Linked DNA regions of Mus musculus: region 1 is linked to region 2. Evidence: chromatin contacts called from ENCODE Hi-C or POLR2A ChIA-PET data. All regions are on one chromosome and are shown on one strand. Each heading gives the region's core, a stretch centred on a gene start or an enhancer-like site at or near the end of the contact. The rest is flanking DNA. Distances are from core to core; before and after follow the strand shown. Region 1 holds the start of Nxt1 (NTF2-related export protein 1). Region 2 holds the start of Xrn2 (5'-3' exoribonuclease 2).

Evidence for each region. A loop is a pair of places that touch in the nucleus more often than their neighbours do. ChIA-PET counts read pairs that join two places held with the same protein, here RNA polymerase II (POLR2A).
Region 1: a map of v-Abl transformed pro-B cells shows a loop between it and region 2 (6-fold over the local background). The contact joins the promoter of Nxt1 here to the promoter of Xrn2 in region 2. A Hi-C loop is called at or near these places in 1 of 37 maps with a recorded cell type or tissue (v-Abl transformed pro-B cells). POLR2A ChIA-PET finds 5 or more read pairs at or near these places in 1 of 5 experiments (Patski).

What each region holds. Positions count from the first base shown.
Region 1 is chr2:148,671,034-148,675,771 of GRCm38, reverse strand. It overlaps Nxt1 (NTF2-related export protein 1), which reads right to left and starts at 3,157. Exons shown (of 2, transcript NM_019761.6): 1 at 2,937-3,157; 2 at 1-490. The coding sequence starts at 431. The coding sequence ends at 9.
Region 2 is chr2:147,011,055-147,015,549 of GRCm38, reverse strand. It overlaps Xrn2 (5'-3' exoribonuclease 2), which reads right to left and starts at 2,551. Exons shown (of 30, transcript NM_011917.3): 1 at 2,354-2,551. The coding sequence starts at 2,428.

The DNA.
Region 1 (4,738 bases), core at 1,908-4,407, 1.7 Mb before region 2:
CACCCCCACTAGCTGGCCCAGTCCTGGAACCGGAAGCAGTCACTTGCTATCTTCCACACCGTGTTACTGGGTGACGCCTGAGCAGTCAAGATGAAGTTCTGGTTGAAGTCCCGCTGTTTGTTGCCTTCAAACTTCACTGTTCCACAGATGACCACAAGCACGGTGGTCTGGCTTGGTGTAGCGTCATCATGGACAGGCTGGCAGTCTACCACGCTGATTTGGAACTCACTGGAAGGCAACATCTCAAAAAACTCACTCAAGGATTCTTGTCCTGAAACAGCATTTCCATTCCATACTAAAGTGGCTGTGCCCATGTACAGGCGGGACAGCAGCCGACGCCGCTTATCCATAGTCGTGTAATAGACATTGACAAATTCCTCTGCAGCTCTGCAGGCCTGGTCCACATAGGTCTTGAAATCTACTGATGCCATCTCTGGTTCTGCTGACAAGAGGCCTCCGCCTGAGCGCCTCCTCCTTAGGGATCCAGGGACTGTAGGACAGCAAAGGTCAAGTGAACACAAGTGAATTTCAAAGTCTATTCTGCCGTGAGAAAAGTTTTCTTTCAAGTTTTAATTTTTAAAATAGTGTTTGTGTGCATGTGATTTGGTGCATGCCATGGCTCATTGTAGGTCAAAGGAGACCAGGCAAGAGTCCTCTCTGCCTGCCTACCATGTCTGCCTACCATCTCATGCCTCCGAGGAATCAAAAACTCAGGTCGTTAGGTTTGACAGAAAGCACCTTTACCCATTGACCCATCTAGCTCCCAACCCTATTTTTCTATAGGTAACAGAACATTTACATACTACAGGCAGATGACTTCAGGCTCAGACTCAAGCCTATTTATTTTAAAGGCAGGGTCATGATATATAGATCTGGAATCAAAGGCAGTCAGCTCAATGGCTACCTATTTCATCTTTCCAATCCTTAGTTTCCTCGAGAGAGAGAAAAAAGAAAAAAAAGGAACAGAAAATTAAACTAGACAGTGCACCACCACATCCAGCACTGAGTTAGGGACTTTAAGTCAGGAGTGGTGGAGCACACTGGAGAATCTGAGACAGGAATTGTAGACCAGTCTGGGCTAAATAGTAAGCTTGGTCAAAAAAAAAAGTCCAATATGTTCACCTTACAATGGGTTTTAAAATCCATTTATAATTATTAAAGTACATTTGATACCTGAAGTCTGCTTTCCTAAAAGCGTGGATAGGTGTGACTGCCCCTAGGCAACCAGGGTGTGGCTCATCTTAGTAAAACCTGTGTCTCCCGCTGTAGAAGTGAGTGGTTACTGACCCAACAAAGGAGAGCAGGTGCCTGTATGGGAAAAGACTACCATGAAATAATCCAACAAGGACCCAGAAGATGCAGGGAATGGCATATTTCTCAGGAGAGTGGAGGACAGTGGTTACAATGCCCATAACAAGTAAACCCAAGACTAACTAGAATTTATGTCTTCAGCATTAATGGCCACCATTTAAGACCAGCAGGGCCATGACACCATAGCAGAAAGGCTCTAGCATTCAAACAGTCTCAGGGAGATTCCGGAAGATCACAGTTCCTTAAAACATTAAAGTTCCATCACATAAGCAGCATGGCTTTTCTTTTTACAACAGGAATGGCTGCTAATTTTTTCTATGGTTAACTATTTCCACTTAAAAGAACCTAGTACTGATCAATATTACTGAAAATAGGACACAAGTAATTTATATTATTTGCCAATTTCCAGAAACAGGGTCTCTACAGAGTAAGCTTAAAACTTTAAGCTGTGAACACATGCTTTTTCATTTCAAGAGCCTTTATTATTTTATTGAGACACGTTCTCTCTATGTATTTCTGCCACTTCTATGTAGACCACACTGGCTTTGAACTCATGACATCCGCCTCTGCCTTTTGTGCTGGGAATAAAGGTGTGCACGACCATGCCTGGGCCAACATTTTTTTTTTTTTGGTTTTTCGAGACAGGGTTTCTCTGTGTAGCCCTGGCTGTCCCGGAACTCACTTTGTAGACCAGGCTGGCCTCGAACTCAGAAATCCGCCTGCCTCTGCCTCCCAAGTGCTGGGATTCAAGGCGTGCGCCACCATGCCCGGTTTCATTTTTTTAAGCTTATCAGTTTATGAACGATGGATTCCACACAGAGCAAGGAGGAAGCTGGCCCTATAGATGAATTCGGAGCCAGCTTGATACTGCTCTTGCCACTCTCTCACCAAGGTCCTCCGACTCAACAATCAATCTGAAGTGCTGTTTGCTTAGTAGTTTAGGTACATTCCCTCAATCATCATTGCACAAGTCACTGTAACAACTTTACAAAAAGAGTTACAAACTTACTTGCTTCATTCTACGGAAGCAAGGGAGTCAGAGCTATGCTTACTAAGTTCCAGGATTTTTTTGAAAGCAGTTCTATATGAAAACAGCTCTAGGGATGCTGGCTTAACAATGTTCTCCAAGGTAACCATATTTCTCTGTCCAACCACCTCATCCCCACTTCTTTAGGCCACAATGCTTCGCCCTAACATTGGTCACGCCCCCAAAGATGATCACCCCTATTTCTGGTCCTCAGCTACCCACAGAACCCGGTCATCTTTCTCTCTTAAGGAGAGAGCAGTACGACCGAAACATAGTAGAGTGAGAGTCAGAAAGATGCTCCACTCCCATGGTTCATACTGTAGTTTCCTGGAGTTGGACCTCAGAAACGGCAGCCGTGCCCCGGGCCTCATTTCCAGCTGGGAGTCGCTTCTTACATCCCCCGGCCCCAAACTGCTGCTCTCCTCCGGGTATGGCAAACTCACCGCCACGGTTCTGCACATAAAAAAGCCTGATGCCAGGTTGCAGAGACACCACGTGGAGGAAAGGACAACATCCATGTCTTATTGAGCCTAAGAAAAGGGAAGAGGTCCCTGGTGCCGCGGCGTTGCCAGACGGCCAGGCAGGAGCGCTCACTTACCTGCTCGATCTCGGTCAGCGCCGCCAAGGCGACTCGGTCCCGGGTTCCGCCCCGGTCGCGGTCCCGGGCCAGAAGAGTTTCTCTCCTGTTCTCCTCTTCCTCCCAGAGGCTCCGCCTGAGAAGCCGACGTCCAGGAGGCGAGGAACGGTTAAGCGCCGGTAGTGGCTTCCCGCGCGCCGCAAGCTGCAATGTGCGCAGGCGCTAGCATCCCGGTTCCCGTCGACTCCCGCCTCCCCGCGACGGGCAGCTACGCGAGCCAGTAGAAAACTTGGCTCCGCCCAGGTGTGGCGGCAAAGACAGTGTAGGTTCCGGGTTAGGCACTATCCTAGAAGATCCGGTTGAGGGAGCTCTGATTGGATGTTGTGGAGAGGGTGGAGTCAACGCGCTTAGCTGTGGAAGGCTTGGTTAATAAGAGATATCTGTCTTTGCTAGATCTGGCTCCCTTCTTCTGTGTGTGTTGGGATGATATCTTGTGGAGACTCGTGAAGCTTCAACGTGGAGCTTCACTGGTTGATGCTAACTAGGGAGACAACAGCATGGCTTCAATAAGGCTCTGGACTGAACCCAGCACATAGACACCCGTAGTGTAGGAACCCGGTGGAAGGCTAAATCTGAGAGTCTGTGGAAGTCCTTGTGGTCAAATATGGTCAAATATCTTAGCTGAGCGCACCCTTCCTAAGGTGAAGCTACTTAGAGTTGACAAGCAGATGAACTTATAAGAGAACAAATTTTAGTCTAGTGAGAACTGAGGTCGAAGAGGCGGGCAAGGGGACAATGGTAGTTGACTTTCTATGCAGTGCAAATTGAGTTTCCTGCTGGCTCCAGCTGCGGCGCAGTACCACCTCATTTAAGACACTGAATTTGTTTTAATCTGGAGCTGTCTAGATACCTAGCATAGAAATGGAGCCATTTCGCGTGGGAAATTGGGAAACTGCTTCGTGTATCAAAACCCAAAGAGCTAACTTTGCTGAGACCTGATTCTTTGCTTCATCTGCCCGGCTAGGAGAGCTGTTTGTAAGTGGCTTTGTTCAATTAAGTACTTTAATCTGTATTTTGTTACCAACCTCTCGGCTCCTTTTGCTCATGTTACTAAGGGAACATTTGTTTTTAGATTTAAGAAACGAGAATGGCTGTTCAATATAGGTCACTTCCCACTGGAGTTAAGTGAGTGAAAAGTTTTCATTATTGAAAGAATTAAGTTGGAGTCTGAGTTTCAAGGATGAATAAGTGCCTTTGGAGCAGTAGTTACACAAAAATATGTAGTAAACCTGGGGATAAAGTAGTGGTAGGTCCCAGGACTTTTCCTGAGGGAGAACTTGACCTTTATTCTTTCAGTAGCCCTTGAATTTGGGAGATTAGAGATGCCTCTGATTCTAAAGGACTGGCCACTGACACAGTTGAGCGTATTCGTCAAGGTTCTCTAGAGGATAGAATCTCTCTCTCTCTCTCTCTCTCTCTCTCTCTCTCTCTCTCCCTCTCCCCTTCCTCTCCTCCACCCCTCCCCCCTCTCCCTCTTTCTCTCCCCTTCCCCTCCCCTCTCTCTCTCTTTCTCTCCCCTCCCCCTCCCCCTCCTCCACCATTCCACCACCCCCATATTAGTCAGGGTTCTCCTTGCCTCAATCTCCTGGCATTAAAGGTGTGTACTACCTTGTTTAGCCTAAACTTTTCATGGCCACTATGCCCCAAAATCTCCATGCCAAGATGCAGGTTAGAAACTTGTGTCTTCCAGCCTCAAGATCTGGATCACAGGTGTGTCCTCCAATTCTGGATTGTAGTTCATTCCAGATATAGCCAAACTGACA
Region 2 (4,495 bases), core at 1,302-3,801:
ACAACTTTCTTTTCCGAAATAAGTACCTAACACCATAATATCAATACAGTGCCCAGAACAGGGTCTGATACATGGCAAATGCTACCAAAAACCTGGCTAAATAAATGTCACAAAACTGGCAGGCCTAGGGGCCAGCACCTTTAATCCCAGCACTTGGGAAATTAGAGACAGTCAAATTTGAGGCCAACCAGAGCAACACAGTGAGACCTTGTCTTAAAAGAAAATATGTGACTTTTCATCAACAATAACAGCTGGAAAGAGTGTTTCCAACATCTTCATGGGAAATGGTTTTCCAGCTTGGACTCATACTCATGGAGAAAATAAATTTTGGGACCTACAATGACAGAAAACTCAGATCACACAGTGGCATTTTCTAAAAAGTCAATTCAAACGTAAAAACCAAGGATAGATTTAAGCCAAGAAAGATGAGCTATTTAGCAAAGAGTAATTCTCAAGAAGCACCTTTCCAGGAAGCATACTGAAAAAAGTGCTGTGAAGAAAACAGACATAAAGACAACTCCAGGCTGGGAGTGGCAGTATACAGGCAATCCCAGCTTGCCTGTGTCTGAGGGTCTGGAGTTTGTGGCTAAGTAGGGAGATCCTACTTAAAAAATTAAAAAATTAATACTTAAAAGAGGCGCAATGGCCCCAGTACAGGGGAACGCCAGGGCCAAAAAGTGGGAGTGGGTGGGTAGGGGAGTGGGGAGGAGGGTATGGGGGACTTTTGGGATAGCATTGGAAATGTAAATGAGGAAAATACCTAATAAAAAAAAGAGGCGCAATGGACCAAAAAAAAAAAAAAAAAAAAAAAAAAAGGACTTGACGGAATGCCTGATAAAAGAATTTGGATGGGGAAAGGTATAAAGTGTACCCAACTAGGGGTGAAAGGGAGGGGGTAAGGGAGGAGCTAGCGCGAATAAAAGATAAACAGCCTAAACTACAATCACAATTAAAAACAGCCAACAACACTGCTTCTATCGAAGCTTGTATGGTCAAAGGTTTGACAATCTTGAATGAGAACTAAAATGTACAGGGGAACCAAAAAGTTAAACAGCTGGGGGGGGGGGTGCGGGGAAATAACATCAATCTTAGAAATAGAAATGATACTTTGTATAGGCGATAGAATTTTTGTTTGTTTTGCAAGAGGGTCTCATTACGTAAGCCTTGGTTTGCTTTGAACTCTGTGTATATCTGGCTGACCTCCAAAACTCAAGCCTACCTCTCTCCCAAGTGCTGGGAGTAAAAGTATGTGCCACGCCTTGGCCCGATATACGTTTAAACGAGTTCTCCGTTAAATTACAAATTTTACCGTCAGATTTATGGATTAGCATTAGAAAAACTGGGGTGGTGGTGAATAAATAGCTAATTCCTCTTCTACCCAAAATTAGATAGACCTAAAACCGATAAATCAAACTTAACCATATTAAGAGACACAACCAAAACAGTTCAAAGTGTCTGTTACGAAAAAGTGGCTCTCCCTTTGGAAGACCCCCCCCCCCCAGGAGAACACAATGTTTATAAAGAAATAATGGTTCAGCTTAGCAATTTGTCTTTGGAGAACACAAAAATATACTAGGATTGTCACCAAAACAAAGCTTTTGGTTTCTTCTAAGACAGGAAGTGAGAAAGTAAATAACTTCAGCGGGAGAAATAGGTTCTTGGAGAGAGGCGGTTCTAAAGCCGAAAGTGGGAGGGGACACATGTGCCCGGAACTTTTCCAATCCAGAAATTCTAACTTAGAGTACAAAGTCGAACTCGACAGAATTACGCGAACGACAAAAGCAACACTCACGAATCGGAACGACTTAAAAGTCTGCCTGTAAACTAGCAAACTAACGGAGGCAGGAAGTGAAACACAGCGAGCTGCCCGGCATTCGTACAGCAAAGCCCGCCAGGGAGAAAGAGCGCTCCCCTAGCCTAGTCCTTCGTAACTAGCTGCTGCCCGCGCACGCTTAACTGCAACAAATGGCCAGGCTCGGGTGGAAAACAAGCGATCCAGCCAACGGGAACTCCGGGCTCAAGACAGTGGACCAACCAGCGGTCCCTACCCTGCCAACCTTGCTGCCCGCGCTAGGGGGGCTGACTAGCCTGGGCGCCCTTTGGAGCTCAGTGAGCGGCGCGGAGGGAACAAAGCCGTGGGCGGAGCCTGGGGTGCCCCGCTTCGCAGGCGGGGGAGGAGCCGCCCAAGCCCCCAAAGCCCCCTACTCGCCCTCGCTCCGCCCAGACCGCCTCCGGAACCGCGAACCCGCGAAGCGGCCCGTGAGGCAGCTTGGGGCGGGCGCCCATCCCCGAGGGCCTCGGCCTAGACCTGCCACGCCGGGTCCCCACTCCGGCGTACTGGCCGCCTCCTCACCTTCTCCTCCACGCAGTTGACAATGATGGACGGGTACTTGCGGCTGAGCCAGCGGAAGAACGCCGGGACTCCCATGACCAGCGGGCAGCTCGAAACAGCAGCCGGGCCAGCGGGAGAGTGTAACCAACGAGACTAGCAGGAGCGGCAGCCGCGGGCACCAGCACTTCCTCCCACGTGCGTTCAGCGGCCGGAAGTTACGTCATACCACCACCGCGGGGGATGCAGGGAAAGGAGCTCGGTTAAGTGGAAGTTCATTTAGACTGCCGGAGTGGAGGCCCGGCTGGGCGAGCTGTAGACCTGGCTCGCCGCGTTCTCTGGTAAAGCCTTTGAGAGCCGACTCCTGGCGGATGCCTTCTCCGGCAATCCAGCCAAGAGCGCCGGCCACATTAGGCCCGCAGCCGCAAAGTCCTTGTGTGGCCGAGACTTTGGAAAGGCGTGGCCTATCTTACTTCCTTTCTCACAATCAGTCTTGAGCTGAATAGAAGCATCTACACTCTAGTTTCCATTTCCTGGTTTCTCTCATTTCTATGCTGCTGTGCCTGGCCGAACTATGAAAAAGCATCCTCAAGTGTTTTGCAATTTTTTTTTAAAATCTGCTTTGCATAAGCAACTTTTTAAAAATATGTTTAAGATTTATTTTTAGTTACGCAATGTGTGTATATGTACATGTGGCTTTGTGAACGAGTGCTGGTACCTGTGGAGGCCAGAGGTTTCAAATCCCCTGGAGCTGGAGTTACAAACAGCAGTATTCAGCCTGCTGTGGCTGCCAGCAATCAAACTCTACTTTGGAAAAACAGCATGAACGCTTTACTGCTGAGCCATCTCTCAGCCCAACGAGGTCACTTTAAACAGTTGCAGAGTCTAGCCAAAATTTGCTAATATCACGTTCTAGCATTTATTGAGTACCTGTGATGTGCTTAGGCAAGGAACTAAAGAATTTTCTTATTTAATCACCAGTTGAGCCTTCTGTGCTGGCTGGCCGTGTCATTTGGGTGACTCCAGTGTAAAAAATATTCTCCAAACAGAAAAAGCAGTTTATTAGATTACGTGCATGCAGCAGGCAGGAAAGTAAAAAGCTAAAAGGGGCTTGTTTTGAGGAAGCCTGTTTCTATGTGGGCAGTAACAGCCTGGCCTTGAGGCAGTGATTGTTTGCCTGAGTCAGGCACAGTGTAACAACTCCACCCATCCTGTGGTCTTGCTCTACCGTTTTTGGGGGGGGTTTGGTTTTTTGTTTTTGTAACACAGATAACGGGTTATCAAAGAGCTAAATTGCTTGCTTATTCATACTGCTTGTATTTCACTTTAACCAAGGGTCATTTAATCCTCTGTTCTCAACCAACATGATATTTGTATCCCTTCTTTTCTGGTGGCTTCAAATGTACCCTGTCATATCCCCCATCCCACCTGCAGCATATGAAAGAAGTCTAGAAAGAGGAGGGAGGTATCTGCCCATTTGCTCAAGCTTGAAAGTCTCTTCCCTGAATCCCCCCTAGGCCTGACAAATCACAATCACAAAGGCTCACCTTAAGAGACCTCTAAAGTGTTTCTCTGCTGCTTGTCAGGCAGTAAAGGTTGCCCCTTCCTCAATGGTTTAATGACTTCATTTAAATGCTAATGTAGAGGTAACTTAAATGCTTAGAGAGGTAGCTAGCCTATGTTTAGTTTTAGAATAGTGTATATATACACATATGTGTGTGTACACGTATATGTGTTTGTGTGTGTGTGTTTAAGAATATTATTTGGAAATAGCCCCTTCTTAAGAGTTTGTGTCCTCTGGGATGTGCTATGTTCTTTTTTTTTTTTTTTTTTTTTTTGGTTTTTCGAGACAGGGTTTCTCTGTATAGCCCTGGCTGTCCTGGAGCTCACTTTGTAGACCAGGCTGGCCTCGAACTCCAGAAATCCGCCTGCCTCTGCCTCCCGAGTGCTGGGATTAAAGGCGTGCGCCACCACGCCCGGCTGTGCTATGTTCTTATATGAACACAAATTCATAGGCAGTTGGATAGGAGCAGGCAGCTTGCTACATTGAGCCCCTCCCCCAGAGTCCATCACAAGTGGTTTTGAACTTTGAAATGTAAAAAGAAGGCAAAGCTGCATAAAATGATAAGCACCGAAACTTCCTAGTCTGGCAAAGAGGCCACACAC